3 separate regions of the Homo sapiens genome follow, and all the other regions are linked to region 2. A link is a loop called in an ENCODE intact Hi-C map of the cell type or tissue named here. Cell type or tissue: IMR-90. All regions are shown on one strand.

Region 1 (8,000 bases), 260 kb before region 2:
TGATTGCAGTTGTCTCCTTGCTTCTGACCATAAAATCTTGAAATTAAAGCAGAAAGGCCTGCAATACACCCTTGTCCCTGCCAAAGTGAGTTTGTCAAAACAACAGACAAAACAGAATTCAATTTGATCATCTCAAGAGAATGGAACTTAGAAATCCTTTGCCAAGAATATTTTCAGAGCAGGCCTTCAATCAGAAGGTGCCTTTTATCTTCAGAGACATCAGTAAGCTGACCTTAAGAAAATGTAGTTATATGCTCTCTAGCCTCAAATGTGTGGGAACCAGACATACGTCTCCATATGCCAGAATTTTTATTACAGAACTAACCCAAACCCCTCAAAGAGTATCGTAAATTCACAGTAACATGTCCATTGAGACTTTTACCCAGTAAATGTGTGGGAAAATACAAATACTGTCTAGGCCAATGTTCACCACACAACATCCAAGAGACCATTAGTGACCCAGCCAAGAGTCTTCAATTGGCTTTCCCTGTAGTCTTTCCTTGACTTTTTACATTTATTAAACCAACTCCACATATAGAAAGTTTGCACGAAGAGAGCAACTTTGTGAGAAAGAACAGAACCCCACAAATCTACAGGGTGTCTATGTTAAAGAAATAATAAAATCCATGAACTCAGACAGCTGAAAAAAATGACTGCACTAATTTTGGAAACCATATCTATTCATCCTTAAGGCACTTAACCCTGAAATATATGCCAAGAAGTGGCCATCTGATAAATAGTACCATGGAAATGGCCAGTAAACATATGGAAAGTTTCTTAACATCACTAGTCATCAGGGAAATGCAAATTAAAATCACAACAGGATAGCCCTGTACCCTCCAGAATGGCTAAAGTTAAAAAGATTCACCATACCAAATGTTGTGCAGGATGTGGAGAAACTGAAACTTTCAAAAGCTGTAGGTGGAAACTTAAATTGGTATAATAATTTTGGAAAACTACTGGGCATTATCTACTAAAGTTGAACAGTGTATGCACTATGACCTAGCAATTCCACTCCTAGGTATATGTTCAACAAGTTTTATCACACATACACCAAGAAACATGTATGAGAATGTCCTTAGCAATAAATTTATAATTTCCATAAGCTAAAAGTAATCAAACATCCATTAACTATAAAAGAGATTATTCCTTTTATACAAAGGTCGAAACCAGGTACAAACAAAACTATGCTGTTAGAAGTCAAGGTGGTGGTGGCCGGGCCCGGTGGCTCATGCCTGTAATCCCAGCACTTTGGGAGGCCGAGGCGAGTGGATCACGAGGTCAGTTCAAGACCAGCCTGGCCAACATGGTAAAACCCCGTCTCTACTAAAAATACAAAAATTAGCTGGGTATGGTGGCACATGCCTGTAATCCCAGCTACTTGGAGGCTGAGGCAGGAGAATTGCTTGAACCGGGACCCGGGAGGCGGAGGTAGCAGTGAGAGAGATAGCACCACTGCACTCCAGCCTGGGCTAGAGAGCAAGACTCCCATCTCAAAAAAAAAAAAAAAAAGGTCAGGATTGTGGTTACCCCTGAGGAGGAAGGAAGGGTATTGATTGGAAGGGGGCCATAGAGAATCTTCTGCAGTGCCCAGAGCATTCTACATCTTTAATCTCAGTGGCAGTTATAAGGTATTCTTTTTAAGATAAAATTATTGTGCTTTACATTTATGTATTAGACACTTTTTTGTATATGTCCGCTTCAAAATAAAGAGTTTTTCAAAAATCGTACTGCAAGCCATTGGCATAAATATATTTCTAGGCCTCAATTGGAAGAGAACCATAGTGGGTAAATTCAGGGACTCTACAGTCAGTCCAGGATTTGTTACTCCTTGGCCTCAGTTTCCTCATATGTAAAATAGACCTAAGAATTCCCACCTCAGAGGATTACCCTGGGCTTTCCTTTTGTCAGCCCTCTTCTTCCAGTACCTTTAACCTGGATAATTCCTACTAGTCTTTATGATGCAAGTGTAGATGTCACTTGGTGTAGGAAGGCAGTAATTCCTGCACACTGATGAGATCACACCCAGTCTTTTCCATGTCACAGTGGGCATCATCAGGGTACCTACTTTTAACAACAGAAAGTGACTCAGATCCAAAAGAAAAGGAGTTATGAAATGAGTAATGAGGGCCCTAGCATCTCTGGAAAGGCTGAAGAAATCACCAGAAAAAAAAAAACATCTAAAACCATGCTTCTGAGAGATTCTGATGAGGAAATTGCCTCACCCGTCACAGTCACCATCAGAAAAATTAAATGCCTGCTCCATTCCTTGAGGTACCAGGCCCCTACTCAAAGTCTAGCAAGATGCCGTCTGATTGGCAAAACCTGTGTCACATGCCTGTGACATAGCTGCAAGGGATGCTAGGAGAAAATACTCAGTATTTTTAGCTTTTATAGTTGGAGGAGGTCTTTGCCCCCACCTCAGAATGATAAGAAAAGGGATTTCTCAGTATAGAAAGGTAATCAAATGCTGAGTGGCCAAGATGAATTGCAAAAGTTAAACAAACCATGTTGTAATCTCTAGTTTACTTGTCTGCTTTCCTCAGTAGACAGCAATTATTCATGAGACAAGGAACCATATCTAATTTGGTACCATTTCGTCTTTGCACTCAGCACAATGACTGACACAGATCAGGCCCTGAGTAAATATTGTTAAACAAATGAATCACTAATATAATAGTTATAAAATATTCAGCATAGTACCTGGCATACAAAAAAGGTTCATTAATGATATACAGTATATATAAGATGAAGCAATGCATTCTCTGTAGTCAGGGAACATTTCTCCTTCTATTTTGTGTCCCTAGCACCATATCAGACAGTATGTATTCAACAATGTTTGTTGAATGAATAGTTGAATCAAAGAATGAGTGAGTATGCATCATTGTAATTAATCCCTAGTAGGGTATATCCAAAGAACTGCTTAGATCGAAGACTGATGAATGCTTGAAGGTTGAGCAATGACCCATTGAGGCAGCTGGATCCTGCAGGAAGGGGAACCCTGGGAGTGGAGAAGTTTGATGATGGGATGGGCTTCCTACCAACTGTCACTACAAGTCCACTGAAGCCCATATCTGCATATATAATCTATATATGAACCAGACATAATACAAATGCTTCTTTTCTCTTGTTCATCTACTTCTGAAGGTTCATATTGCTTCTCTTACTCCCAGTACCCTACCCATGTAGAAACAGAGGAATATTCAATGTGATTCTTACTATAAAATCACTAGACGAAGTGTAGCTCCTTCTGAAGAAAGCCCAACTAATAGTATGTCAAAATCCCATGTCCCATTTTGCTTTTTGAAAACTCATGGCTGAGCAAGATGGGAGCATGACTTCTAATTTCTGACAGATACTATTAATGTATCCCAGTTTGTTGTAACTGTAGCTCTCTTAAAAATTTCTTTGGAAGCCATCATTCTCAGCAAACTAACACAGGAACAGAAAACCAAACACCACATGTTCTCACTTATAAGTGAGAGCTGAACAATGAAAACACATGGACACACTGAGGGGAACAACACATACCGGGACCTGTAGGCAGCGGGGTGAGGGAAGGGAGAGCATCAGGACAAATAGCTAATGCATGTGGGGCTTAATACCTAGGTGACGGGTTGATAGGTGCAGCAAACCACCATGGCACATGTTTACCTACGTAACAAACCGCCACGTTCTGCACATGTATCCCAGAACTTAAAGTAAAATTTAAAAATTAAAAAGACTTCTTTAAATGAGGAGTATCTGACTCAGTGCAATCACAAAATCCCAAAGTTTGGCCCAACTGCGTGTCTTCAGGTGCACCCTTCAACACAAATCTAAAAATAGATTTGATCCAGACAGGAAGGAACTCTACAGATTGTATCAGGCTCCATGATTATATGTAGTCCCATCAGAATACAGCATAATGCAATCATTTGTCAGGAGATAGAACGTGAATCAGAGGAAAGCCAACTAAAAATGTTATCAGATTGTTTCAGCAGGCAAGCTAGGCTAAATGAGGAGAAGGAGTTGAAAAACTCCAGATGGTTGGATTTCAAAAATTTCAAAAAAGCAAATTTTGAAGCATGATAATGTTTTCTTTTTCAAATTTAAAATAATTTTGGAACTATTTTTAATGCGTAAGTTTAAGTAATGGTAAATTAAAAGGCTCGGTTAACTATGATTGCCCAGTTTCTGGAATTTTTAACATTCTGAAATACCAGTTAACTGTGACTGATCACCAGAAGATGTCAGCATTACCTCCACCATTTTAATCATCTGCCAACTCAGAGGCTATCAACATTTGAAAGTTAACAATCACAAATTGCATAGCAGCTGCCCAATTTGTTGGCTGTTGTAACCTTTCTTTTATGATGCAGTTCTTCTCTTTTAGAAGAGATCCATTTAGCCAATATACCCTTTAAGTCTTTGCACAATACTAAAGCTGTATTAGCAGTGTGCCAGCTTCCCTCTTTTTATTTCTTTCTATTGGCTTTTATACGAGCAAATCTTTGCATGTCTAATTGTATGGAGACAATTAGCTGTTCTATGAAATGTTGTCTCCTCCTATCTTGCATGTGCAACCACTTACATACAAATGTACTCACAGGTACCAAAGCACTGCCCATGGGAACAGAAAGGTCAGAGGATTTATTTTAAACAGATTGTCATTCACATCCCAATTCTATTACTGAACTTCACTGAGCCACGTTCGGTTGTTATTCCATTTCATTTTGGTTTGGCTTGTTTTGGTATACAAAGATGAAATTACTAGAGTTAGTAATATCTGCCCAGCAGGATTATTGCCGTAAGTATATACACTAGTTGGATTCAGTAAATATTTCCTGAGCCCCTACTATGTGCCAAGCATTGTGTCAAGCACAGAGAATCAGTGCCTGAAGAAGGACACAGTCTAGAGCTGTGCTTTCCAATAGAGTATTTACTAGCCACATGCAGCCATTTGAATTTAAATTAATTAAAATTTAAATTAAAAATTCAGTTCCTCAGGTGCACTGTCACATTTCAAGTGCTTGATAGCCATAGGTGAGTAGTGGCTATGACTGTACAGATTTGGAACATTTGGATATGTAGATACAGAACATTTCCATTATTGCAGAAAGTCCTATTGGATAGCACTGATCTAAAAGCGAAATGGACTCAGGAGTTTACCACCCATTTGAAAAGTGCTATCAGAGACGAATATATAAACAGATCAAACAAACTGGGGAGGATAAACTCTTTCCAGTGGTGTCAAAGAAAGTCTACACTAAATACAGATATATATAAGAGTTTAATGGAAGCCTTTACACAAAAGATGATAAAAAGTAGTCTGAGGAGTGTCAAGATGTTTTCAGGAAGACTTAAGGGGAGGAAGAAAGGGTCCACTTTTGATCATGTGTAAACATATTAAGAAAGACAAAAAAAACAACAAGGTATTTAGGAAATGTGAGCTGTTTTACGTTGTGGAAGGATAAAGACTGAGGATTGAGGAAGGTTACATGGAAGGAGATGAAACTAAGAAGAGAGAATCACAAACTAGATTTTGAGTGTATACAGCAGACAGTCAATATGGGTCAGCTCTTCTTTTCCTAGTGTAAGAGAAAAGTGACCCTTCTTATGCCTAAACACAGGGAGAGGGAGCAGAGAGAATGATTCTTTTCACAACTTTCCATAACTGTATCTGAGTGGAAAATGAAACTAAGTACCTTCCAGAACAAGGCTACTTTCCTCACACAGACCTCAGACTGTGAGAACAACCCACCAGCCATGTCCCCAGTAACACAGCTTCCCCCTCCAGCCCCCCGTGGACACGTTACCCCCAAATGAGTGAGGAACGCCTTCTGCCAAGGTTAGAACATATTCAAGCCTCATGAATCCTGTGCTTTGAACCAATCTCCAACTTTTTGTGGTTAGTTAGTTCATAGTCGGCTGGCAAAATGTGACTTCCTGGTTCTAAGATAAAAGACTTGGCGAAGGAGGGTGGAGGGGACTAAAAAAACTTACTTGACATCAAATGGCTCTTGCAAAATAAAACTTTGATGAGCAAAGCACAAATGAATCCTAATCATCCCGATTACATTTCTGAAAATGTCCACACTTTCAAAATTTCAGAAGGAGGAGGTTTGGTGGAAATGTGTTTGGGATTTCTCTAGCCTGAAAACATTTGGGAAAGAGTTGGAGGCATACGCTGACTTGCAGCCACAGCTGGGATTACAAGGGCCTTTTTCAGAGGAGAAAAAAGAGAAAGGAGAAAAAAAAAAAAAAGCCCTGTTGTAATAGATGTTCCAAGAATTGCTGGTCTTTCATAAGAGGTGAGGTGGGGATGGTGGGGGAGGAATCCAGCTGAGCTCTTCATATGGTTTTATTTAAGCTTGAATAGAGATAATCAGCTCTGCTGTTTATTTCCATACCAAATGCTCTGGGGCCAGAATTCTGTCACATTCTTAACCCAGATAATTTTAGCAGCCATCTTTCTGAAATAGAAAACGTACTCAAGACTCTTCCTGGTAAAGAGTTACCAAGAGAATCTAGAAGAGTCCATCCAGGACTCTGACAAGCAAAAGAGTTCTCCTACTCCCTCCCTCCTGGGTGGCCAATTATTTGTGTGACAACACTTCATACTTTCCATGTGATGCCATTTGACAAAGGAGAACCCTCATTAGTCACAATGCACACCCACTTGATACTCAATCTCTATCTCTTTATCAGCCCTCTTAGAAAGGGAAGCTGGCACCAAGGGTCAAGTCCAAATCCTCGTTTTAATGGTGATGCAATAGGGCGTGGTTTTTAAAAATCAAGTTTCGGCATTAAACAACTCTCTTTAGAAATGCTAGCTTGGCAACTTAGATACATTGCTTGACTCCTTTTAGCTTCCATTTCCTCATCTGAAAAAAACAGGAAATTTCAGGTCTACCCCACCGGGTCATTTTGAAATTATGTGAGCTACGTCACCTGGGTGCCTAGCACAGAGCTTGGCACACACAGGAAGTGTTCCATTGTGGTGCTAGGTATGGATTTTGTCATTACAGTGTCACACAAGGTGATGACTATATTGCCAAGCCAGAAGGGATGATTATTCTACTCTCACATTTTCAGTTTCCTTAAGTACAAATGGTATATCCAGGCTTTCTCTTGCCTGATTGCTCTGGCTGAGACTTCCAGTCCCATGTTGAATAGGTTTGGTTGCATGTAGATGTTCATTGCAGCACTATTCACAAATAGCAAAGACATGGAATCCACCTGAATGCCCATTAATGGCAGCCTGGATAAAGAAAACCTGTTACATATACACCATGGAAAGCTATGCAGCCATAAAAAAGAACATGTCCTTTGCAGCAACAAGGATGGAGCTAGAGGCTATAATGCTAAGCAAACTTTTGTTTTCATTGTGGTCAGAACATTTAACATGAGATCTACACTTTTAACACATTTTTTAGTGTAGAATATTGTTAACTACAGGCACAATGTTGTATGGCAGATCTCTAGAACTTATTCATCATGCATAACTGAAATTTTATGCCCACTGAATAGCAAACACCCCCCATTTCCCAATTTCTCCAACCACTGGCAACCACCATTCTACACTTGGCTTCTGTGTTTGACTATTTTAAATACCTCATGTAAGTGGTATCATGCAGTATTTGTCCTCCTGTGACTAACTTTTTAAACGTAGCATAATGTCCTCAAGCTTCATCCATATTGTCACATATGGCAGAATTTCCTTCTTTTCTAAGGATGAATTATATTCCATTGTGCGTGTATACCACATTTTCTTTATGTATCCATCCATAGATGAACATTGAAATTGTTTCTTCATCTTGGTGACTGTGAATAGTGCTGCAATGAATATAAGAGTGCTAATATCTCTTTGAGATACTAATTGAACATTTTTGGATAAATATATGGAAGTGGGATACTGGACCACATGGTATTTCTATTTTTAATTTTTTGAAGAACCTCCATACCATTTTCCATAGTTGCTGCCCCATTTTACATTCTCACCAACAAATTTCTCCACG
Region 2 (8,000 bases):
TTACAACATGCCCCGCTTTGTCTGCTGGCGTGGTGGACGGTACTTTAGGGCAGTGAGAAATGCTGCCATTATCTGCCTCCATCCCCAGATCTGTTCCCCTCATTGGCTCCGGGTTGGGATTGTAGGGGGAGGCGTGCAGCAAATCATCTTCTCTAGGAGCAGTCAGAAAATAAGAAGGGAAAAGCTTGCCCCACAAAGAATGTCCAAATGCACAAGCAAAACCACATGTGAAATCCCACCACGTTCACCCCCTGGAAACCCAGCTCTAGAGGATGCAGACGGGGGGCCCAGCCGACACCCAGGGCTGGAGTAGAGGCGTTTTATAAAGGATGATCTTTTTTCTAGCATGGACAACAAAGGGCTAAGAGAGTCGTCCCGCTTCCTGCTTGGGCCTTTCTGTTTTTGGGTTGGCGGGAGCCTTCTTCAGTAGACTTCACTTTCCCTGATGGTGAGAGTGTCAGAGACCACGATGGGTTACAGGCTTGCTTAATTGTTTTTTACTGGGGGTAAGAGAGGGGTGAAAAATAGAGAAAAGCATGAAAGAGAAATGAAGTCACCATATTTCTGCCATAAAAAAGTAGCCACTGGTAACATTTTGCCGCCTCTGCCTTCAGTGTTTTGTTTTCTCCCTTTGTATATGTTAAAAGCGATATCTGAATATTTTTCCTTCATATTTTCATGTCAGAACTGTAGAGTATTTCAGTGGTCCCCCCAGCCACGGTTTCTCTGTCCAAGGTTTCAGCTGCTTGTGGTCAACCATGGTCTGAAAATAGATGAGTATAGTACCTATCATAAGGTATTTTGAGAAAGAGACCACATGCATATATAACTTTTATTACAGTATATTGTTTTAATTGGTCTATTTTATTGTTAATCTCTTACTGTGCCTGATCTATAAATTAAACTTTATCATATGTATTTATGTATAGGGAAAAAATGTTTGTAGGGTTAGGTACCATCTGTGGTTTCAGGCATGCATTTGGGCCCTGGGCAATATATCCCTAGAGGATAAGGGGGAGATGACTATGCATATATAATTAAAGCTGTCCTTGGATCTACCTCCTTGACTCCAAGCTCCAAACCAGCCTCCTCCCCACTGCAGGAGTCGATCTCTATGAATGTTATGTTTTCTTTCCTTCTGTATTTTGTGCTTATGTGGTCTTTTAAATTTCCTTCTGACTCAGGCCTCTTCACTGGCATAGAGCACATGCTTTATTTATTCCCCTATAACTGGATATTTAGACTGCAGCTTTTTTGCTTTTCCAAGCAATGGTGCTGCGAGCCTTCATAGACCTTTTTCCTTGTGCGTGTATATGTGCTAGTGTTTCTTCTCGGGTAGAGATCTAGAAATGGAGCCACCAGTTTCCAGGCAAGACCAGACGTAAAAGGTTGTACATAAGGAGCACTAGTTTTACATACCCATGAACTATATTTATTACGGTCGTGCTTGAGTTCTGGCTGAAGAATTACGTGACACAAAAATGGACAGAGTTAGCTACAGGAGGCAGAAAGCGTGCAGTAGGGATCCTGTTGAATCCTCAAGCTAAGTAGTTTACCAAGCTGGTTGCAAATCTATTTGGTATTTTCCTGATTATCAAAATACTTGCCACTGATAGGAAACATTTGTTTGAGGGCCTCTCCTCCTCCACCCCCAACCTCCAGTGTACGACAGATGAATCAGTCATGGTAGAAGAAACAAATGGCTTTCTGTTGTTACTGCTTCTTTAAAGATAATCCGTTGTTTTCAAAACATTTGCAACGATTGCTTTCAAGGAAAGGGTGGCTGGAGGCCTCAGCCCCTGATTTCCCCAGGTGGAAACATTTGCAGTGGGTTTTCAGGGAAGTCACAGAGAAGAGCCGCCCGCCCGTGCCAGGATTCAAGGCAGGAAGTTGTCTGTTTGGTATTTACTCAGGCGTCTTTGGGCAAGAATTGATTATTCAATCAGAGTTGAAAGTTACTGCTAGGAGTTGCTTAGGCAGTAAGAGAAGAGGCTGTTTTCCTTGGAAAGGCCTAAAAGCCTGAATCTCCAATTTAAAATTAAATTTTGCTGTGACTTTCCTGCAGGATCTCAGGTGAGAGATACTTCTTGCCCTCCAAGACTGAAAGCCTAGTTTGTCAGTACGTTAGTTGAGTACTGAGGGAACGCCCCTTTGAGCCATAGCACTGGGAGATCCAGAAGGGACATGAGCCACCATCTCTTTCAATGACCTTGTTTTTATAGAAGAGGAAACTGAGCCAGGGGAGATGAAATGATCAGCCTAGTGCCCACATGTTGGAGAAATTACAGGACAAACAGACAGAGGTCCAATTTCTGCACCTAAAGGGCTGAGACCGCATGGGTCTGCGTCCTCCTGGGTCCGCCCTTTCCTGTGCCTGTTGCATGGTAGATGCTTAGTGAGCGTGTTGCCCTGAGACCATCCCATCTCCAGATGGCTGGTTTCCAATGTGATTATGAGGGCAAAGTCACTTCCTCACGGGGGGCTTGGAAAGTAAAAAAGGAAAAGTCAAAACACATAAGAAATGGAAATAACAGAGTAAGCCTGTGTGTTTTAAAAACTACTATTTATATCTTGCCTCCTTCCACAAAGGATTTAAGGCAGCTTAGGAGAGTTAAACACCAACACCAGAGCCCTCACTACACAGTAAGTAACTAATTGCCACGTGAGGCTTACAGATAAATGCTGAGAGCCTGGGTGGGGGAAATTGTCTTTGCTGCTGCAGAGACGTTTTAGGCCTGTCTGGATAAACCATAGGCATAATATATAAATAGAACCTCAAAGGGACACTAGGGGCTCTGTTGCCAGAGGTTTATTTTTCTTTTTTGGTTTTTGTATGAGAGGGCCTTGGTTATGGCTAGGGAAGTGGACAGGGGAGAGAAAAAATATTTATTTTCCAATGTATCAATTTTGTGTGCCATACCCTGCCTTTTCACATATCTCTTTCAGAAAGTTCTCCACGTTTACATTTCTGGAGAAGTTAAAATGAAAGACCCTGTTTACATTTATAGTTAAAATTAAAAACAGGATTTACCTGGGAGCTAATACCCTCCAGTGACTTAAGGTTGGAAATTAAGGCTTCCTGGCTTATCTTTCTTAAGGATAGAAAACTGTTCACTCCTAAATCGCCCCCTAGTGGTCCCTTAAGTCACTGATAGTCTCCTGCCCGAGGAGCTGCACGGCAGGTCCCAGTTGGAGGCACCATCATCTGTTGCATTGCTCCAAGGTGAAATTGGCCATCACGATGACAGAATTCTGCAAGGAGAAACTTCGGTTGACTTTTCTTCTTTCACTCCCAGGGTTTTCCTTTATGTCTTCACTGCTGTTTCCAGATTTCTGAAGAACAGTGCAGGACTGAGTTTATGCACGAAGCTCTGAGGACCAAAGGTGGAGGGAGGTCTTCCTTGAAAATTACTTTGCTGAGGCCTTGCTCCTTGTTCAAGGCAACACTATGGGAGGGGTTGTATGGTGGTGGCTGCTGCTCAGCAAGGGTGTCCAGCATGTGCCGGGGAAGAGAGGTTTTTTGAAGTACATTTCTAGTCGATAGCCAAGCCTATTGTGAAGAGTGGGAACAGGGCTGGTAATAGCTGCATCTCTTTTTTTTTTGAGACCGTCTCAGTCACCCAGGCTGGAGTGCAATGGCACAATCTCGGCTCATTGCAACCTTCACCTCCTGAGTTCAAGCCATTCTCATGTGCCTCAGCCTCCCAAGTAGCTGGGTTTACAGGCACGTGCCACCATGCCTGGCTAATTTTTGTATTTTTAGTAGAAACGGGGTTTTACCATGTTGGCCAGGCTGGTCTGGAACTCCTGGCCTCAAATGATCGCCCACCTCGTCCTCCCAAAGTGCTGGGATTACAGGCGTGAGCCACTGCGCCCGGCCAGCTGCATCTCAGAATTTTTGTTAGCGAGTCTGACTTACAATTGCCAATACCTGAGAGTTCCTTTAGTATGCAGTTTTAGATCTCCACTAAGGCTTCATTTAAATACATCTTTTCTTTGCCAAGTGTTCAGCTGCCAGTAGTGATTTCTCATATGGCTGATTCTAATTAGACCTGACATTGTCAAACTCCATAACTTCTCCAAGTTACAGAAGTGATACAGTTTCATTTCTAAAAGCACTGGAAAGCTCAGAGTGAGAAGTAACCTGTCATCTCACAATACAGAAAAATACCTATGCCTTACGTGTGCTTCATGAGGGGGTGGTAGAAAATGAGAATGAAATGGCCGGGCACGGTGGCTCACGCCTGTAATCCCAGCACTTTGGGAGGCCAAGGCGGGCGGATCACCTGAGGTCAGGAGTTGAGACCAGCCTGGCCAACATGGTGAAACCCCATCTCTACTAAAAATACAAAAATTATCCAGGCATATGGTGGCAGGTGCCTGTAATCCCAGCTACTCGGGAGGCTGAGGGAGGAGAATCACTTGAACTCGGGAAGCAGAGGTTGCTGTGAACTGAGATCTCACCATTGCACTCCAGCTTGGGGGACAAGAGCGAGACTTCGTCTCAAAAAAAAAAATGAGAATGAAATCTATGCTTATATGTGTGCATAAATGTTTTTAAAAAGAGATCATTTTCTGAGTGTATTGTTGCCTACTTTTACTTTGCAGTGTTCCACAAACAATATTTTGTCATTAGGTAGTTTTTCAGCCTCAGGGCTTTTAATGGCTATGTAGTATTCAACCTATGCCTGTGCTGGCTGTGATGCAATTTACCTCACCTATTACTATGGTTATTTTTACCATTAAAAACAATGCTGGGTTGAAGTTTTTTTTGTTTTTTTGTTTTTTTTTTTTTTGAGACATGGTCACCTGGGCTGCTGGAGTACAGTGGCACAGTCATAGCTGATTGCATCCTCAACCTGGGCTCAAGCCATCCTCCTGCGTCAACCTCCCTAAGTACTGGGGTTACAGGCATGAGCCACCGTGCCTGAAGATAATTATATGTAAATCCTTCCATTAACTTATGTTTTCCTTAAGAAAAATTTCTAGAATTGGAATATTTGTGTCATCATTTTAGATATCTCTCCAGAAAAGTTGTGACTATTGCTTTCCCACAGATCATATTCGAGTAAGTCTTTTCCCTGCCCCTTCCATAATACAGGGTTATTTTCAACTTTGGCCATGTTGTTGAGTAAAAAGTGGCACTAGATTATTTGAGTAGCTGATTGTTATCTAGTTGGATTGAATTTTATTTTCTTTTTCATTAGCCAATTGTATTTCTTCTTTGGTGCAGTTGCTTATGTTCCCTGTTACTGGGCTGGGCTGTTTATCTTTTTTCTTATTGATGTAGAAAAGCTTTATTTGTATTAAAGATGTCAACCTTTTCATCTTTGTTGTACACATTTATTCCCTGAATATGGTTTGCCTTTTCCTGAGACTGGGAGATGCCAATCATTAATTATATGATCAGAAAACTGTTATCCTGCCCAGGCCCGACTTCAGAAACGGACGTTGCAAGATCAACCTGACCAGCCCTGGGGCCTGTGCTCTCTCAGCCCTGAGGTACCACCTGCACCCTGTTATTCTGCTTATGTTGATATTCAGACTTGAAATTGTTCTGAGGATATCTTGTGTATTTTATCTCAGTGCAGAGATAATGAGTTTCACATGGATGGAGGGGATCACAGTGGACACCATTTCCTTTATTTTTTTTCTACCTGCTCTCTACCTGCCCGTACCTGAGTTCCATGGTTTGTGGCTGTGTTGATTCATGGGAGTCTTAGGGGGGATACTTGTCATATTTAAATGAGTTCACTTGACCATCCAAAAGATGGTTGAGTGCCTCCTCTGTGCTTATTACAGAGGGATTGGTTGGAAAGTCGGTTGGGGGTCTCTAATCCAGCGCAATTTTATTTTTTGCCTCAAATTTTTAAATAGAGCTTATTTTTCCTCACACTGACTTTATGTGCTGTTTTTTTTTAAAAAAACAAGAGGACATATCAAATCACCTATAAACTGATGCAGTTTGAATATGTGTGCTCTTCTGATACCCAGTAAGTTTCTGATGATGAAAATAAATGACCTTTAATAAACAAGTTACTTAGTAATATGTATATTAAACAAATAGTAATTCGTATTGTAAGGTTCCAAGCTTCGAAGGCTTGACAAATTCAATAGAATATCATCCACAAGGTAGACAATTTGAAAAATCCTGATTTTCTGATAGGTCTACTGGTTTGTTAAATAAAATGTTTTTTTTAATTTGAATAACCAATTGATGTTTTGCAATTTTTGTTTGGGAGAGGTATTTTTGCATTATTATTTCTACCCAGTGTATTTGTAGTCTGATTCTGCTAAAACAATAACAAAAATCTTGATGGAGTAAAGATAGTTGGGTGAATTAAATTCTATGACTTTTAATTCTGTGCCTTGAATCCTGAAGCAAAGTCTATCTTTAAGGACTGGGGTTTTCTCAAAGGGCTCAATCAGAGGGTAATTTCATATCAGAAGTGCTCCCAAATGATTATTCGTGGGTAACCAGTTACATAAAATGTCATCGTGTATAAAAGTATAGTTTAGTTCTTAATTAAAAAGCAAAATCTTTGCCTTCAGCTTCGTAATCTCATACTCTCAAATTCCAAGCCACCTCCCATGGGTGTCACACTATCTTAGACTAGGAACGGGATTTGGCTATAAATAAAAAACTAGATAGAATATCATTTCCAAAGAGCCAAGGGCACTTGCTGGAGTTGCTACAGAGACTATCCTTTTCCTATCACAAGCACATTCATATGAAAACATTGTTGTTTTGCTTTTTCCATACTTACTTGGAGAGAATTTCCCAGGAAGCCTTTTTGTGTATTTCCCCACAGGTCAATCAATTATGTTGTTAATTAATATAATGAAAAATTAGATCATATACATGCACTTAAATGATACTAACGCAGTTATCTTTATATATACAAGCTAGTGACTTATGTGGGTATAAGACCTCCTTAATAAAAAGTGGTATACTTTGGAGATGGGAAAGTGGCTTGTGGTTGCAGGGAGGTGTTAAGTCACAGCATTATTTCACTTCTTGAAAATGAAGCCCTCAGAAAATGGAGTCATTACAAAATATGTCAGATCTGTAATCACCAACCAAATGATTTGTCAGAAGCAGCCCAGGTTAATAATGGCTGTCCAAGAAAGAGTGTTCAGATGCATGTCAGGGCCGAATTGAGTCCACTGGTGTGGCTGAGATGAGGAGTCCAGAAAAATAACATTCTCTGTTTGGAACCAGGAAGGTTGTCATGGAGATGAAAATCTTCCTGGTCCCATAAAAACCCTGCTTGTCATCTGACTTGAGCCCCGTATTTGCACAGGTGGTTCTCCTGAGAAGGGCTGAGTAAAAACAAATCTATTCTTCCTGAATGGCGCCTTTATGTGTCCAAGAGAATATGTTTCCTTTCTTCAGTCCCTCAATTAATGACCCATTATCAGCTAATTAAATCATGTAAATTTTATGTGAGTTCATTTGTTACACCACATGCTAACTAAGTCTATTCCTGTGTGTTTAACCATATAACTGTTTTAATTGTGAGAATGAGGTACATCAGGTGGGCATCTGGAGAGAATAATAAAGTACTCAAGAAAAGCAGACACACATACACAGCAGTGTAATATTAATTTCTGTTTATAAAGAAGGCAGAAATATGAATAAGTGAATGTCTAGCACATGCCCTGTGACTTCGGGATACTGTGTTCAACTCTATTCTCTACAGAAAAGGAGTCACATGGCTGGGTTTCTGTTTCGCTGAGTTACGTTTCAGATGCAGAAGTCGACTGCATGATACAAAAACACATCTGTTTAGGCTCTCCCCCTCCCCACTCTTGCTTTCTTTCCTATGTGTCAGAGAGCAGAACTTGATCTTTGTATACATTTTGTATAAAAGCCTTAATTCTAGGTTTAATTTCAGTTTGTGATACCTTTCTGCCCCAAAAAAGTTCAAAGCTTTTACCAAGTTTCTCAAGGCACGTTCATGGTTGCACTGAGAGAGTTGAGTTCAGACACAATAAAT
Region 3 (8,000 bases), 360 kb before region 2:
ATTAATATGTGTATTAGTCCATTTTCACACTGCTATAAAGATACTACCTGAAACTGGGTAACTTATAAACAAAAGAGGTTGAATTGACTCATAGCTTCACATGGCTGGAGAGGCCTCAGGAAAGTTCTAATCATGGCAGAAGGTGAAGGGGAAGCAAGGCACATCTTACATGGCAGCAGGAGAGAGAGTGCAGGGCAAACTGCCACTTTTAAACCATCAGATCTTGTAAGAACTCCCTCACTGTCATAAAAACAGCATGGGAAAAACTGCCGCCATGATCTAATCACCTCCCACCAGATCCTTCCCTCAACACTTGGGGATTACAATTCAAGATGAGATTTGGGTGGGGACACAGAGCCAATATCAACCATATCAACGTGTTTCTCTATTCTTTGTATTTTCTATAAATTGTGGCTGGATCTAAAGCTTGATGAGATTCAGGATCAATCCTTTTGACAAGCTACATCATAGGTAGTGTATTCTTCCACCAAAAAGGACATAATGTCTGGCTTTTATTCTTCCCAAATTTCGTTTTTAACATTAATGTTCTGTGTAAGTACTTGACTTCAAAGAACTTCAAAGTATCTTATGGGCACATAAAATACATACATATATATATATATAACAATATCAAATAAGTGGTTTCCTTATTCTTACAGTGTTTTTTGAGTGACTTCTCTGCTAGGCATTGAATTAGGTATGTGGTATATCGAGATGAAAAAGCCAGAGGCTCTACCGTCAAGGAGTTGTCTTGTGGTAAGTGTTTCACTGATGCCATGTAGCACAGCCAGTCAAATAACGAACCTGGCTTGTAGTGAACCAGGGAAGCTGCACCCGGCAAGAAGGAAATAGAATGATAAACATTCATAGGAAATAGAGATCAGGTTCTCTTGCTCTGGGACAAGGATGCTTTGTAGAATTATGATGTCAGTTGGACTCAAGACAATGGGAAAGACTTAGAGAGATGAGGTCAATCATCTCTGTAGATTCCAATGAGGAGGAATCCTATGAGCTGCAGTACCAGTGCAGAGGGGCATAAGATGTGTGCATGGCCAGGAAGATGAGCAGCTGGGTGAAGCAGAGGGGCTGTTTAAGGGTTATCATGGGCAGACCTATCATTTTAGGCAATCCCATTTATAAAATCTCCAGAGTCAGACAATCCTTTGGTAACCATCTAGTTGAGTAACAACAACAACAACAAAAACAATGATATCAAGCACATTTTTATTATTTTATTGAGTCTTCATAGGAATATCATTGGGTAAGCGTTATTAGTCTCCATTGTACAGCTGAGAGAAAGGAGTTCCAAAACTCTTCATTCTCCCTCTACTCAAGTTTACCCAAGTTGTAAATGCCAAGGCAAGGATCTGAACTCAGGTCTGTGCTACGATTCATTTATATGGGCACAGATTTCCCCTGAAAGAATACCATGTTGACCCAATCTCTCATGAAGGATCTCTCATGTTGGGGGTTGTTCAGGATTCCACATCCCAGGAGGGGCTACCACATTTCTTCTTCAGATACTTATTTCTGCCCCTAATCATTTAGACGACTTTAAAAAAATGTTTTTTCAAGAGAAGAACAATATGGTAAAATAGCAAGCTTGAGAAAAGAGGAGTAAAGCAAATGAATTGTCATTCTGGTCAATACAGTTGCTCTGATATAAAATCTGTCTCTAGGCACCAAGAAAAAAAGGAAATAGAAATAAGAAGTAGAGAAGAAACTCATATTTATTGAGACTGTCTGCACCTGGCACTGTCCTGGCACTAATTAACATAATTCATATAATGTCAAAACATCCCTGTGAGGTAGCTGAGAGATGATAGTTTTTTTTAACTTTTAAGTCCAGGATACATGTACAGGCTTGTTATATAGGTAAGCTTGTGTCACAGCAGTTTGTTGTACAGGTTATTTTATCACCCACCCAGGCATTAAGCCTAGTACCCATTAGTTATTTTTCCTGATGCTTTCCCTCCTCCCACCTTCCACCCTCTGATAGGACCCAGTGTGTGCTGTTCCCCTCTATACGTCCATGTGTTTTCAGAGAGATAATAGATTTTTTAAAGACAAAGTTCCTACATGTAGACCAAAAGAAATTTCTCACGTAGGAGGATATTGAGTTATATAAGAGCCAATGCTACAGTATCAGCAAAAACTTTGAAAATAGCACACACAGGGACACCGCTACCAGTTAATACCCAAATCGCCATCCTCAGCCACCTTTGCCTGTTAATACCCACATATTGGCAAACTCATGTGAATGAAATGATCCCACTGTGCAATTTTAGTCTGTCCAAGATTTATATGGGTTCAGACTGAGGTGAGTAGCAAAAACTAGAAAGAGCCAAGAAAACTGGTAAGCAGAAATAATAAGCAGAACAACAATAATTATAATACATGAAGACAAGCAGGTAGTCATCTGAAAAATAGAGTGGAGAGTGTAGAGTAAAATAAGGAAAAAATGCAAACCTGTATAACTTGAACTTCAAAGGCAGATTGGTAAGGCCAACTTCTCCACAGCAGACAGCTTCAAGAGAATGGATTTCTCTGGTTCAAAGTTGGATTCTGAAAGAAAGTTTTCCCCACAGATATTTTTCCTCAGTCCAGTCAGTTTAGCCTCAGTAGCATCTGGTGGTAGGAGAACCATGGGGTATCCTATAGAGACAGAGAGGATGATTTGATTATTCCCATAATAATATTCATACACAAGAATGATATGGCTAGATGTTAAATTGAGGGGGGAGGCCGGGCGCAGCGGCTCACACCTGTAATCCCAGCACTTTGGGAGGCCGAGGCCGGCGGATCACGAGGTCAAGGGATAGAGACCACCACCCTGGCTAACACGGTGAAACCCGGTCTCTGCTAAAAATACAAAAAATTAGCCAGGCATGGTGACACACGCCTGTTGTCCCAGCAACTTTGGAGGCTGAGGCAGGAGAATCGTGTGAACCTGGGAGGTGGAAGTTGCAGCGAGCCAAGATTGCACCACTGCACTCCAGCCTGGGCAACAGAGCCAGATTCCATCTCAAAAAGAAAAAAAAAAAAAGTTGAAGTGGAGGGGAATGTCCATTAAAATATCTAGTTCAAAGTGTCTCAAATTAAAGTATTTCCCAAACAAGCTGAAAATAACATTTGTTAAATGAAATTAAATATTTGTATTGAATTTGACCATTCCTTAAACGCTACTAAACTCAACATTTCCTGTGGTCAGACCATGCAGATCTCCTCTTATGATAAACGGTAATTGCCAAACGATTATAGGTAAATATTCCCCTGTCATTTCTTTTGAGAGGGAACCTACTAGGTTAATGTGAACTGGGCTAAAAATATTGATTCCAGAAATGAGTATGAAATGTTGTGATTTCCAATTATTCTAAGAAATTGGTCTTTGAAATCCTGAATTATGAAAGGATAAAGTGGCTCCACTTTAATCTGTGAAACAGGACTCTATTTAGACTCCATAGTCAAGTTCCTAGGAAAAAACTTTAGACAGGAATAATGGTTGGCATCTAATGTTGTTGACTGGTGCCCTCCAGTGGCAAAACTTCATGGAGTGTTCAATCCAGTAAAATTCAAAGTGTCTTCTGTTTCAATTCTCAGGCCTTTTGAACATATGAGCCCAAACTTTTTAAGAGCCCAATAGTTGGGAATAAAACCACAAAGGCTTTAGACTGTACTTGGTTTTACACTGTATGGTCATAAAATGCTAGAGAAAAAGGTTGTTTGCCTTTAAAGTAAGGCTGGAAAAAGACCGAGAGCCACAGGAGATTATAATGACTTGGCAGGAAGATATTGGGCAGGCATTTTAGAATCTTCAGGCTGTATCCTCACCCTTTCCCTGTTGTATCAAACTCCTTTATGGTATTATTTCCTGTTTAGCTGGAAGGAATGACATATCCCCAAATGCGCAGGTCCTGGGCATTGAGGAGATGCCAGTTATCCTGCCTGTTAATATGAATGTGCCCTGAGGATACTGATGTTTTTCACATGACAAATGTCTAGCTTTGGATGTCCTAGTCATACTGTGGGTCATTTATTTTCTTTCTTATTTTAAAGTCTTTTCTTTGGAAGGCCAAGGCAGGTGGATGACTTGAGGCCAGGAGTTCAAGACCAGCCTGGGTAACATGGTGGCCCAGCTATTTAGGAGGCTGAAGCAGGAGAATGGCCTGTACCCAGGAGGTGGAGGTTGCAATGAGCTGAGATCACGCCACTGCACTCCAGCCTGGGCAACAGAGTGACACGCTGCCTCAAATAATAATAATAATAATAATAATAATAATAAAAGTCTTATCTTGACCTCCTCAGGATGCTGTGTCCCTGGGCCCTCTCTGTTTCCTTTCTGATCTCCTACATTGCTTTCCCCCACCTCCCACCGGGGTCTTCCTTTTAGCATCCATCCATGTCCTCACTTCCCTTTGGGTCTGAAGGGGAAGACAAACCTGTCAGCCATCAAGAGAGGACCAGACTCCCTCTAAATTCTTGAGGATCTTGATATATTAAAATATAAAGAAATGCCAAGTTATATTTAGTGGTATATTTTGTTTCTGAAATTGGAGTCTGTTTTCCTGTTAATAATTTTGACACAAATGCAATATAATTGTCTTATTTGTAAGATGATTACAGAGACTATTTTTAAAAATCTAGCTCTAAGTGTACTAAGAGAAGGGTGCTCCAGAACTAGGTCACAGGTATGAAAGTATATGATGACGTCATTCTTCTTCAATCCTGTCAATACATCTCTCTGACAATAAGTATGAATTTGTAGAGAAAATATGATAGCATTAAAATGCAGTTGCGGCTAGGCACGGTGGCTCACACCTGCAGTCCCAGCCCTTTGTGAGGTGCAGTGGGCAGATCACTTGATCTCAGGAGTTTGAGACCAGCTTGGGCAACATGGCAAAACCCCATCTCTACCAAAAATACAAAAAATTAGCTGGCATGGTGGCACATATCTGTGGTCCCAGCTACTCAGGAGGCTAAGGTGGGAGGATCACTTGAGCTGGGAAGGCAGAGGTTGCAGTGAGCCGAGATCACACCATTGCACTCCAGCCTGGGCAACAGAGTAAGACTCCATCGCAAAGAAAAAAAAATGTAATCGCCTACTGGGTTCATCTTCCTGCCCACTGCATGGACAAATTGATTAACTGAGACTGCAAGCATTGCAGTAAAGAGTTTAATTGACACGAGGCTGGCCACATGGACATAGTTACCACTCAAATCAGTCTCCCGGAAGGCTTGGAGATTAGGGTTTTTGCAAGCATAATGTGGTAGGCAGGGGGCTAGGGAATGGGGAATGTTGATTGGTTGGGATGAAATCACAGGGATGTGGAAAATGTTCCCTGTGCACTGAGTCAGCCTGTGTGGGGATCACAGGACCAGTTGGGTCATGAGTTGCCAGTCTTGGTGAAGTCAGCTGCTTGTCAGAAATGCAAAAGTCTGAAAAGAAATCTCAAAAGGCAAATCATGGGTTCTACAATAGTGATGTAACCTACAGGAGAAATTAGGGAAGTCACAAATCTCATGACTTCCAAACGGTAGCTCATTATCACTTAACTATACCAACATCTTAACAGAACTCAGGTCCCTCTCATAATTCTAACCTTGTGAATTTTCATTGGTTTTACAAAGGCAGTTTAGTTTGGGGAAGAGCTATTATCATTCTTGCTTTAAGGATAAACTATAAATTAAATTCATCCCAAAGTTAGCTTGGCATATACCCAGGAATGACTAAAGGACAGCTTAAAGTTCAGAAGCAAGATGCAGTCAACTATGTCAGATTTCTCTTACTGTCATAATTTTGCAAAGGCGCTTTCAAAAAGTCTAAAATTATATATCAATAGTCTAAGCCCTTCCTGAATGTGAACTGTGGCCCAAAGGGTGGCTCAACTTGCTCTGGGAGAGTGAGTAAGAAGTAGGTATATCTATGTGACTAAACAAGGAAGCCAGTTTGGGCACAGAAATGTGTTGGTATTGAGGAAAGTATTTCAATTAGGACAGATAGTTAGAAGTCTCTTAGTAATATCCAACCACAGAACCCACAGTTAATTCAGATTCAAAGTGCACAAATTTTAACTGCACAAAAAGAATGTGAGTCTCCTCATCCCTGCATCACAGATTTGGGGAGAGCATGTATCATTACAGTGAAAATAATCACCTGGGACTGGAGCCGATGGTTAAGGACCTTTGTTTTCAGATGCTCACATCCACTAGAGATAGTTTATATTCTAATGATTTTATCAACTCTTCCTAATATTTTATACCATCTAGAGGAAATAGGAAAAGCTAATTATAGCTTACCTTCATTATCCTTGTCATCATAGTTAAACTACTCCAGTCTGTGTTTGCAGATTGACATAGGCAAGCAGACTTTTGAGTGTGAATCAGAACAACTATTTTAGGAAATAACGTTACTATTCTCTGTACCAGTTATCTCCCTTCCTTCTCAGAGCCCTCTGAGAAAGGATGGGGGTCATTCTCACTCAGCCTAGGTCACACAGCTGCCTAGAAGATGTGAGTTTCTTGACTCCCAATCTCATTATCTTTCCATTTTGCCAACTTAAGAGTTAAATAATAACGACTCTCCTGTTGCTAAAATGTTACACATAATCCCTCTCCATTACTGCAATATTTTAACTAGAATCTACCCCTTCATGGATTTTCTTGCTAAGTAATGCTTGAAGAGAAATGTTCAAAGTCAGTACTCCAACACTAAGGAATCAAGACAGAAAAGCAATGGTACAGTTCAGAAAGATCAAAGTTTGGGGAGGTCATTATGGGAATTTATTTCATTTTGAAAGAATACAGGCAAATGCTTGTATTTAGGGTGTGAACTAATTGGCGATATGCATATAGTGGCATAATTTAACATCTCTTTCTATTCAGTCAGTGATTCTTAGCCTGTTTTGGATCACAGACACCTTTGAGGAGTTATAGAAAGCCATAGACCCTTTCCTCCCCACTTCACCCCTGACCCAAATCACATAGGCACTAAAGGTTGTATTCAGTTCCAGGGGATTCACTGACCTAGTTTTAGAATCCTTATTCTAGATACATGGCTCCCGACTGTACAATGTTTCCCTTGGGGGACATTTAGAATGTCTGAAATATTTTTGGTCTTCACAACTGGGAAGGCACTACTCACATCAAATAGACAGTTGTCAAAGACATCTGCTAAATAGCCTATCATGAGTTGTGCTGCCCCCTTAACCAAATACGTTTTTGTTCAAAGTCTCTGAAGTGCCAAGGTTGAAAACACCTGCTACGAATCTGCACTGTCCAATACAGTAGCCAGGAGCTACACAGAGCTCTTGAAATTGTGGCTAGACTGAATTGAGATGTACTAGAAGTACAAAATACACACCAGATTTCAAAAACTTCATACATAGCTGTAAGATATTGCGTTAATGATGTTTTGTATTGACTACATGTTGAAATAATATTTCAAATTTACTTGGCTAAAGAAAATGTATTAACATAAAGTTCATCTGTTTCTTTATACTTTTTGTAATGTGGCTACCAGAAAATTTAAAATTACATATTTGTCCATAGCTGTGGATACATTTCATTGGATAGACATGCTCTCGATGCTTTATAAAATTGAACTATTGAAAACTAATTAAGATTCTGATTCTAAAGCAAGGGTGAGCAAACTAAAGCTAAAACTCATCCACTAGGTGTTTTTGTAAGTAAAGTTTTATTGGAACACAGTCACACACATTTGTTTGCCTATTGTTAATGGCTGCTCTCACAAAAGCAGAGCTGAGTAGTTGTGACAAATACTGTATGGCCAGAAAACTCTAAAATATTTATGATCTGGCTTTTTACAGAAAACATTTGCCAATCCCAGATCCAAGGTCATGTCCACTACAGGGGCGGGATAAAAACTTTGCCATCCTGACAGTAGTAATATTTCCATATTTAAAGTAAGTAAATTTGGGACATTTGAAGAAGAGCTGGCTGAAAGGATGGAAGGCAGGTGTAACAGAACACACTAATTGGCT

What was found. A loop is a pair of places that touch in the nucleus more often than their neighbours do. Peaks named below come from ENCODE experiments on the same cell type or tissue, not always from the same donor. Only the 100,000 strongest peaks of a DNase experiment are listed, where the experiment ranks them.
Region 1: it touches region 2 in a loop (10-fold over the local background); 21 of 110 quality-filtered maps call a loop at or near these places.
Region 3: a loop joins it to region 2, with 4 times the contacts of the local background. A loop is called at or near these places in 6 of 110 quality-filtered maps.

The regions. Positions count from the first base shown.
Region 1 is chr3:73,765,027-73,773,026 of GRCh38, reverse strand. No RefSeq gene overlaps it. Among named protein-coding and RNA genes, the nearest start is that of LINC02005, 40 kb to the left of the region's middle. In IMR-90, a CTCF peak has its summit at 4,236 (motif pointing right); a DNase peak (open chromatin) is centred at 6,256; H3K4me3 peaks cover 874 bases; H3K27ac peaks cover 1,504 bases.
Region 2 is chr3:73,503,692-73,511,691 of GRCh38, reverse strand. The region is part of intron 3 of PDZRN3 (PDZ domain containing ring finger 3); the gene reads left to right. Among named protein-coding and RNA genes, the nearest start is that of PDZRN3-AS1, 120 kb to the left of the region's middle. In IMR-90, a CTCF peak has its summit at 3,131 (motif pointing left); DNase peaks (open chromatin) are centred at 3,111 and 7,751; H3K4me3 peaks cover 315 bases; H3K27ac peaks cover 3,345 bases.
Region 3 is chr3:73,864,431-73,872,430 of GRCh38, reverse strand. LINC02005 (long intergenic non-protein coding RNA 2005) reads right to left here. Exons shown (of 4, transcript NR_146637.1): 3 at 2,470-2,655. Among named protein-coding and RNA genes, the nearest start is that of LINC02005, 59 kb to the right of the region's middle. In IMR-90, a CTCF peak has its summit at 3,544 (motif pointing left); no DNase peak of the experiment used is centred here; H3K27me3 peaks cover 163 bases.